Regions from separate parts of the Homo sapiens genome. Here region 1 is linked to region 2. Evidence: read pairs that join two places in POLR2A ChIA-PET (ENCODE). Cell type or tissue: OCI-LY7. All regions are shown on one strand. Links, peaks and the distances in the headings refer to the core of each region. The heading gives the core; the rest is flanking DNA. Region 1 has its middle 9.9 kb from the start of BFSP2-AS1. Region 2 overlaps BFSP2 (beaded filament structural protein 2).

The links. ChIA-PET counts read pairs that join two places held together with the same protein. Peaks named below come from ENCODE experiments on the same cell type or tissue, not always from the same donor. Only the 100,000 strongest peaks of a DNase experiment are listed, where the experiment ranks them.
Region 1: POLR2A ChIA-PET joins it to region 2 with 7 read pairs; 7 of 35 experiments call an interaction of 5 or more read pairs at or near these places.

The regions. Positions count from the first base shown.
Region 1 is chr3:133,498,782-133,503,172 of GRCh38, forward strand. No RefSeq gene overlaps it. Among named protein-coding and RNA genes, the nearest start is that of BFSP2-AS1, 9.9 kb to the left of the region's middle. In OCI-LY7, for the core only: no CTCF peak of the experiment used is centred there; no DNase peak of the experiment used is centred there.
Region 2 is chr3:133,440,106-133,444,496 of GRCh38, forward strand. The region is part of intron 1 of BFSP2 (beaded filament structural protein 2); the gene reads left to right. All of the region lies in intron 2 of BFSP2-AS1 (BFSP2 antisense RNA 1), which reads right to left. Among named protein-coding and RNA genes, the nearest start is that of BFSP2, 42 kb to the left of the region's middle. RefSeq lists an enhancer at 1,853-2,132. In OCI-LY7, for the core only: CTCF peaks have their summits at 4,030 (motif pointing right) and 4,229; DNase peaks (open chromatin) are centred at 2,059, 3,446 and 4,076; H3K4me3 peaks cover 792 bases; H3K27ac peaks cover 1,008 bases.

The DNA of each region.
Region 1 (4,391 bases), core at 305-4,304, 59 kb after region 2:
GTTTTTTGGGGGGCTTTTTGTGGGTTTTTTTTTTTGAGACAGACTCTCACTCTTGTCACCCAGGCTGGAGTGCAGTGGCACAATCTCAGCTCACTGCAACCTCCATCTCCTGCGTTCAAGCAATTCTCCTGCCTCAGCCTCCTGAGTAGCCAGGATTACAGGCACCTGCCACCACGCCCAGCTAATTTTTGTATTTTTGAGTAGAGACAGGGTTTCGCCATGTTGGCCAAGCTGGTCTCGGACTCCTGACCTCAGGTGACCCACCTGCCTCGCCCTCCCAAAGTGCTGGGATTACAGGCATGAGCCACCGTGCCCGGCCTGTTCTATGTGTTCTTATAGTGCAAAGCATTTGTGGAAAACGTGCCCTTGTTAGAGAGTTATGTTCTTCTGTACTGGTATCTTTGTATGCCTTTTGCGTTCTAATCATTTATTCAACATATATTTGAGTACCTACTACTGTAAGACAGTTTTTGGGCTCTGGTGATACCACAAAATAGAAAAAGTCCTCGTTTTCATGGTGCTTATACTGTGTGTGTATGCTGGTGTGTGTACATAGTGTGTGTGCTGTGGCAGGTATTTGGGTTTGCTATAATATGTTTACATAGTTACTACACATTTCCTGCCATTTTACTGACAGTTAAACTGGGCGGTGTTATCTAAGTCTTTCATCTCTCTAACAAAGTGAAGAGTGAATTCTCCTTGACATTGTGTTCACGGTATCTGGAACCAGTTTGAATTCTATTCAGGGCTTCAGGTTAAATTCTACATGTTGATTTTAACCCACTTTTCTGTAGCCTGAGGACAGAACTGTTAAGATTAAATTTATGGACTTCAACCTTACAAGTGGTAATTCAGTTTGTTGTCACAACAATGTTTTCTTTATAAATTTAATTTTGATTACAAACAATATAACTACATTTTCAAAAAATTGGAAAAGAATAAGATCACCCATATATGATTCAATTGGAAAGCCGTTTTTATACTTTCATAGTCTCTATGGTAACCTATAAGAAAATTCATCATATGACTGTGAAAGCTCTTTATTGACTGTTTAGAAACAAACTACGAGGCTTTTTCTAACAGTTCAACGCAAAAAAAAATCCTGAAGGTGATCCATATCTTAGTTGTATCTCATACCAAAAATAATCTCATTTTTTGTGCCCATGTGCAAGCATAATTTTATTTATGTTCAAATTGGAAACGTGGCCTCTGCCTTCTCATTTATTTTCTTCTTGGTCAAAAACCTTTTGATTTCTTGGGTGAAATGGAAAGGAATGATGTCAAGTATCAGAAATAAAATATTTCCTCTCTAGGGTGTCTCTAAAACAAAAAGGGAAGGCAAGCGGCAGGACCTTTAGCTAATTCATTAAAGACAAAGTTGCCTTAGGCAGCCACAAAGAGACTTGTCCAAGGATGTTTGAGACTCTCAAAGGAATGGAGTACGGAATGATAATATCAGCTTGAGCTAAAGAATATTCCTTCATCTGAGCAGAAAACATATCTCTAGGTTTCCTGGTAGCTAGGGCAGAGAATAAAATGAAAGAGATGTCATACTTCTTTTTGCCTTATAAATGACTGTGTTCCAAAGTGTTGGAAGACTCATTTCTTCCCACCTTTGAACTCTGAAAGGACAATTTTTACATGAATCCTTATATATAGGATCATGCACAATGGAATAGGCAATATTCTTGGTAATTGTTTTAACAAAAAAAAAAAAAGGAGAGATTTCTTTATTTATTACTCTTTCTTCTATGGTCCCAAATAGGAAGACGATAAAACAAGATGAGGTTCTATAGTCATGTGACAAGAGAAATTCTCTAAAGTCCTGTCTAGATTAATAAGTCCATGTGTGATTTTCTTCTTGCCTGGTGTTTTATTTTCCACTGCTCCTGCCTTTGTACTTTTTCTCTGACTCTGTTTCTCTCTTGGGGCTGAAAGCATCAACTGTGACATGTCATTGTTCAACGAACCATCTTGACAGCGAGAAGAGAATGAGAGCTGTCCTCAGAGGCAGGTCCTGGTGGAGGCAGGAAGCAGACACCATTTTTCCTTTGATATTCTTTCGCTTCTCCATGCCATTTCGATATTGCCACCACCTGTTGGTCCTCACTGCTCTCTGGGCATACAACTTCCCACTGCCGTGTCCTAGCCAGGCTCACCTTCTCAAACACTGCCACAGCTTTAAAATTACCTCTTTTTATTTTCTATCAAATCTTCTCTTTCCTCTGGGTTGAGTGAAGCATCAAAAGGAAATTATGTCTATCAATCCAAGTTCGATCAGAGAAGCAGAACTACAAAGAGCTCTGGGATAAGGGGCCAGGCGCTGTGGCTCATGCCTATAATCCCAGCACTTTGGCAGGCTGAGGTGGGCGGATCACCTGAGGTCAGGAGCTCGAAACCAGCCTGGCTAACGTGGTGAAACTCTCTCTCTACTAAAAATACAAAAAATTAGCTGGGTGTGTTGGCAGACGCCTGTAATCCCAGCTACTCAGGAGGCTGAGGCAGGAGAATCACTTGAACCTGGGAGGCGGAGGTTGCAGTGAGCTGAGATCATGCCATTGCACACCAGCCTGGACAACAGGAGTGAAACTCCGTCTAAAAAAATAAAAAAACAAAGAGCTCTAGGATGAGGGATTTGGAATTAGACCTTACACAATGATGGGGGGAGCTGGGAAGTGAAGGTTGGAAAGAAGTGAGATCAGAGAGTCATCCATCTGGATCTGAGAAGTAGATCCCACTGTCAAATTCAAGAAGCTGTTAGAGAAGTCTACAAAAAGCACCTGCCTGCATTGGCTATGGGTCCACACCAAGCATCAGCTGATAAGGCTGGGGCTGCTGCTGGTCATCGGGGCCAGCACTTGATAGGAAAGCTGGTCACAGAGTGTGGAGGGCAAGGACAAGCTGGAACCCACTGGGCACTTCTGCATCTGCCACTGCACCTAACCACAATGACCTTCTGAGAGGAGTGGCTGCAGCTTCTCCTCCACCTCCCAAATTTTGTGCAAATTACTCTTTTAGCGAACTCTAATCTGAGACCACTAAGAAAGAGGATTCTGGGCCGGGTGCAGTGGCTCATGCTTGTAATCCCAGCACTTTGGGAGGCTGAAGTGGGCAGATCACCTGAGGTCAGCAGTTTGAGATCAGCCTGACCAACATAGTGAAACCCCATCTCTACTTAAAATATATATATATAATACAAAAATTAGCTGGGCATGGTGGTGGGCACCTGTAATCCCAGCTTCTCAGGAGGCTGAGGCAGGAGAGTCGCTTGAACCGGGGAGGTGGAGGTTGCAGTGAGCTGAGATCGTGCCATTGCACTCCAACCTGGAAATAAGAGCAAGACTCTGTGAAAGAAAGAAAGAAAGAAAGAAAGAAAGAAAGAAAGAAAGAAAGAAAGAAAGAAAGGAAGGAAGGAAGGAAGGAAGGAAGGAAGGAAGGAAGGAAGGAAGGAAGGAAGGAAGGAAGGGAAGGGAAGGGAAGGGAAGGGAAGGGAAGGAAGGAAGGAAGGAAGGAAGAAAGAAAGAGGCCGGGCACAGTGGCTCACGTCTGTAATCCCAGCACTTTGGGAGGCCGAGTCGAGCAGATCACGAGGTCAGGAGATCGAGACCATCCTGGCTAACACAGTGAAACCCTGTCTCTACTAGAAATGCAAAAAATTAGCCGGGTGTGGTGGCGGGCGCCTGTAGTCCCAGCTACTCGGGAGGCTGAGGCAGGAGAATGGCGTGAACCCGGGAGGCGGAGCTTGCAGTGAGCCAAGATTGTGCCATTGCACTCCAGCCTGGGTGACAGAGCGAGACTCTGTCTCAAAAAAAATAAATAAATAAAAGAAAGAAAGAAAGAAGGAAGGAAGGAAGGAAAGGAAGGAAGGAAGGAAGGAAGGAAGGAAGGAAGGAAGGAAGGAAGGAAGGAACGAAGGAAAAAAAGAAAGAAAGAAAAGAAAGAAAAAGAAAGAAAGAAAAGAAAGAAAGAAAAAGAAAGAAAAGAGAGAGAGAGAGAAAGGAAGGAAGGAAGGAAGAGGATTCTGGAAATGTAGTTCCCAGTTCAACCAAGTTGACAATAGAACAATCCAGCATAGTGTGTTTTGATACACTCCTACTAAGTTACAAATAAATGATATTCTTTGTGAAATCCCCTCAGAAGATCACTTTCTAGTAAAGAAGAAGGTTTTTAGTTCAAAGAGGTCTCAGGCACCGACAGGCCAATATGGGCCAGGGAGTTATTTTCCTGGTGCCCTAGTTTACTTGCTCCAGAGCTTTGCAACTTTTCCACCAACAAACCCAACTCCTAATTCTAGAGGACGGTAAGTGTCCTTTAGTAGACCCTGGATGACTAGGCTCATAGTCCAGAGGAGCCCCCCACGAACTCATAATCTCTTTGAAGTCTTCTGTTCC
Region 2 (4,391 bases), core at 267-4,266:
ACATCTTACATGGTGGCAGGCAAGAGACCATGTGCAGGGGAACTTCCCTTTATAAAGCCATCAGATTGTGTGAGACTTACTATCTTACTATCATGAGAATAGCACGGGAAAACCTACCCCCATGATTCAATGATTCAATTATCTCCCACCAGGTCCCTCCCACAACACGTGGGGATTATGGGAGCTACAATTCAAGATGAGATTTGGGTGGGGATACAACCAACCATATCAGCAGGAGATGCTGGCTGTCTAAATAGATCCCCGTCAGAATCACTGTATCTGGATGTGCCTGGGGCTCAAAATTTGATTTTGTTGGGGCATCTGGAGAAAATTAAGCCCTAAAGGGCTGTCTCACAACAAACTCATCTGACATAAACAACCAGGACTGTGTTATAAATGGTAGGGTTTAAACCCTATATATGGTAGGGGTTAAACCTCTTTAGTGACCAGCACTGATGCCTACTATCCAAAGCAAGCCCTCGTATTTCTGAGGTTGCTGGAGGTGGAAGTCTAGGTGGGCCCAGAATCAGAACTTGGGGGGACAGAGAGGCTTCCAGGGAAAGAGGAGCCTAAAACACTTTGTCCTCAGCATGACAGACTTCTAGGGGCCAAGGTGATCCTGTTTGCCCAACAATGGCAAATAAACCCCGGCCAGCAGTTCTAGCTTCTCACTGCATGCTCATCTGGCCCCTCTACAATGACGTTCCTTCCCAGCCACAGCATAGTCTGATGAAGTCAGGGTTTATTTACAGTACAGGCTCAGAAGTGTATTGTGGCTTCCAGAGTGAAATCCAACCTTAGCCCTCAGATGTCTCTCATTCTCCTTGGACACCCAGTGGCTGTGACTGTGCTTGTGAGTGAACTGTCTCAAGAGATGGCTAGACTTCTCCATTACTTGAAGACATTTCCCCTAAATTCACTTTCAGATGCAATCTTTTTTTTTTTTTTTTTTTGAGGGAGTTTTGCTCTTGTTGCCCAGGCTAGAGTGCAATGGCGCCATCTCGGCTCACTGCAACCTCCGCCTCCCAGGTTCAAGCAATTCTCCTGCCTCAACCTCCTGAGTAGCTGGGATTACAGGCACACCCACGCCGGGCTAATTTTTGTATTTTTAGTAGAGACTGGGTTTTGCCATGTTGGCCAGGCTGGTCTCGAACTCCTGACCTCAGGTGATCCGTCTGCCTGGGCCTCCCAAAGTGCTAGGATTATACTTCGTAATCCCCTGAGCCACTGGTGTGAGCCCCTGCACTCGGCCTCAGATGCAATCTTAACTCACTGTGCTTGGGCTTCTTAGTTTTTGTCCCCAGGTAACAACTATCAGGTTAAACCAGAAAAGAGATGATTAGGACTTGAACCAAGCTGGATAATGGAGTGGGAATGGATTTGGGCACATCTACTTGGGGAATTGTTGGTTTTTGACTTGGGGGATGAGGAAGAGAGAGATGTTTAAGGTGATTCTCAGGTTGGAGCTAGGTAAGAACCTGGCTGTTCCCTGAGGGTAGGCACTGGGTCTTCCCTGCTTGGGTTCTCCATAAAGAGGTAGCACTACTGCTGGGCTCATTAATTCAACTAATACCTGCTGTACCAGACACTGTGCTAGGGATGGAACAACAAACAGGACAGAAAGGCAGTGCCTGACTTCCAGGAGGTTATATTCTAGCAGAAAATACAGATAAAATAATTTAAAAACCATAAAATTGATAATACAAGCTTTGGTAAGTGTTTTAAAGAAAACTAACAAAGCAGAAAGGGGCAGAGTAAAGGGAAGCACTGCTCGCAGTAAGGTGACCAGAATGAGGGAGCTATTCATGCAAAGGGGAAGGGAGGAGTGGGCCAGGCAGGGGAGTCGGCAAGTGCTAGGGCCTTGAGCAGGAGAGGGACTGGTATGGTCCAGAAAGACCAAGACCCACATGGCTGGAGCCTTTGGAGCAATGGAAGAGTAACAAGCATGCAGGGCCTTGAAGGCCACTTCAGAAGACTGGGTTTTACTCTAAGTATAAGAGACACTTCTATAGAGTTTTGTTTTGTTTTGTGTGTTGTTTTTGTTCTGAGATGGGCTTTCACTTTCACTCTGTCTCTCAGGCTGGAGTGCAGTGGTGCAATCATAGCTCACTGCAGCCTCGACCTCCTGGCCTCAAGAGATCCTCCCACATCAGTCTCCCAAGTAGCTGGACTGTGGGTGCACATCATGACACCTGGATAAATTCTGTTTTTTTGTTTTGTTTTGTTTTTTGGAGAGATAGGGTTTTGCTATGTTGCCCAGGCTGGTCTCAAACTTCTAGGCTCAAGCAATCCACCCACCCTGTCCTCCCAAAGTGCTGGGCTTATAGGCGTGAACCACCACACCTAGCCCCTCTGAAGAGTTTTAATTTAGTTTAATCAGAGTGACATGATATGATTTTAAGAGTTTAAAAAGCCCACTCTGGAAGCAGGATGCAGAATGCATTGGAGGAGGGAGGTACAGATCAGGGAGTTGGAAGGATATTACAATGGGATATTATAATGGGATAGGAGAGCATGATGGGGACTTGCACTAGGGTGATGTCAAGAGAGGTAGAGAGAAATAAATGGATTTGAGATACATTGTGGGGGTAGAATTGACTAGACTCAGTGATAAATGAGATGTGGGAGATGACAGAAAGTGAGAGATCAAGATGATCCCTTGGTTTCCGGGTAGACATTGGGGTTGTTTACTGAGATGAAGAGGATCAAGGGGTGGTGGGGAAAGGGAAGATTTGTGGGGAAATTATCTAGATTTTCTTTTTTTTTTTTTTAATGGATTTTCACTCTTGTTGCCCAGGCTGGAGTGCAGTGGTGCGATCTCAGCTCACTGCTACCTCTGCCTCCTGGGTTCAAGCCATGATCCTGCCTCAGCCTCCTAAATAGCTGGAATTACAGGTGCGTGCAACCACGCCCAGCTAATTTTTTGTATTTTTAGTAGAGGCAGGGGTTTCACTATGTTGGCCAGGCTGGTCTGGAACAACTGACCTCAGGTAATCCACCCACCTCAGCCTCCCAAAGTGCTGGGATTCCAGGCGTGAGCCACCGCACCCGGCCAAAATTATCTAGATTTTCATTCGGGGACATGTTAAGTTTGAGATGTCTGAGAAATAGCCAAGTGAAGACCTCAAAGAGAGGGTGAGTATGCAAGTGTGGAGCTGAGCAGAAAGTTCTGAGATAGACATTTAAATGTGAAAGTCATTAGCACATACAATGCCATTTAAATCTGTGTGGATAGATCAGACCATTTAGTGATTAAAAAAAAGAAGCACCAAGACCCAATCTTGAAAAACTTTAACATTTAGAGGTCAGATAAGGAAGAAAAACCTGGTGAAGCAGAGAATAATAAGAAAGAATGGTCAATGAAGTAGGAGGAAGTCCAGAGAGAGTGGTGTCATGGAAGCCGAGACAGAAAAGTACATCTGTGACAAATGCAACCAGCAGGTCAATATGAGCACAGAGAAGCATCTGCCGGGCTTGGTAATACGGTGGCCTTGTTATTAAGAGCAGTATCACTGGGGTGCTAGGGACTGAGAATTATTTCTCATTCCTTTATTGCTAGAAGCAAGTTATGCTGAACATCCATCCTAAACTTGAAAGTCAAATAAATGTGGGAAGGGTTTCCAAGGGAATCTTGCATCTTGCCACTGCACCAGCTGAGTTTAATTTCCCAGGAGCTCAGTCTTACCCACCTCCTCCCCACACCTGCAGCTCTAGCTGCCAGAATGCCAATATCTTTACTCCAAACAAACCATTCATTGTACCCTTGGGCCCAAATGATAACCTTTTTTAAAACGCTGCTTGTATTTGCCTTTCCTTTAACACAATGATGGTCAAATCTCTCATCCACCACCACCAGCTCATTTATTTTAATAACTACATCCGCAGTGAAAACAGGAGTAGTATTATAGAAAGAGATAAAGTCCTCACCATCATGGTACAAATGACTAGGACTTTTCAGATGACTATGGACAGGAAAAACAAAGGAAAAAAATATATATGTATATATATACATATATATATATCAAGCCACTAGATGGAAGTCTTCATTCAACTGCCTGTGCACTTCAGAAAAGTAAAGCAGGATCAGTGCCAGACTGCACAAACCCATCAAATTCATTCGACATTCATTGAACAACTGCTTTGTACAAAGACAAATAACAATGATGATAATGGCTACCGTTCATGCAATATTTACTCTGTGCCAGGCAATCTGCTGAGTCACACATACGCTGAGTCTCACACACCTTGGCTCATTTAATTCTCCCAGGAGGAAGGGAGTATTATTATCTTCATTTTATGGGGGAGGAAACCAAATCTTAGAATTACTTACTCTAAGCAACTGACCCATGCTTGTGAATGGAGGAGCCAGTTTCCAGAATAAGAAAACACTG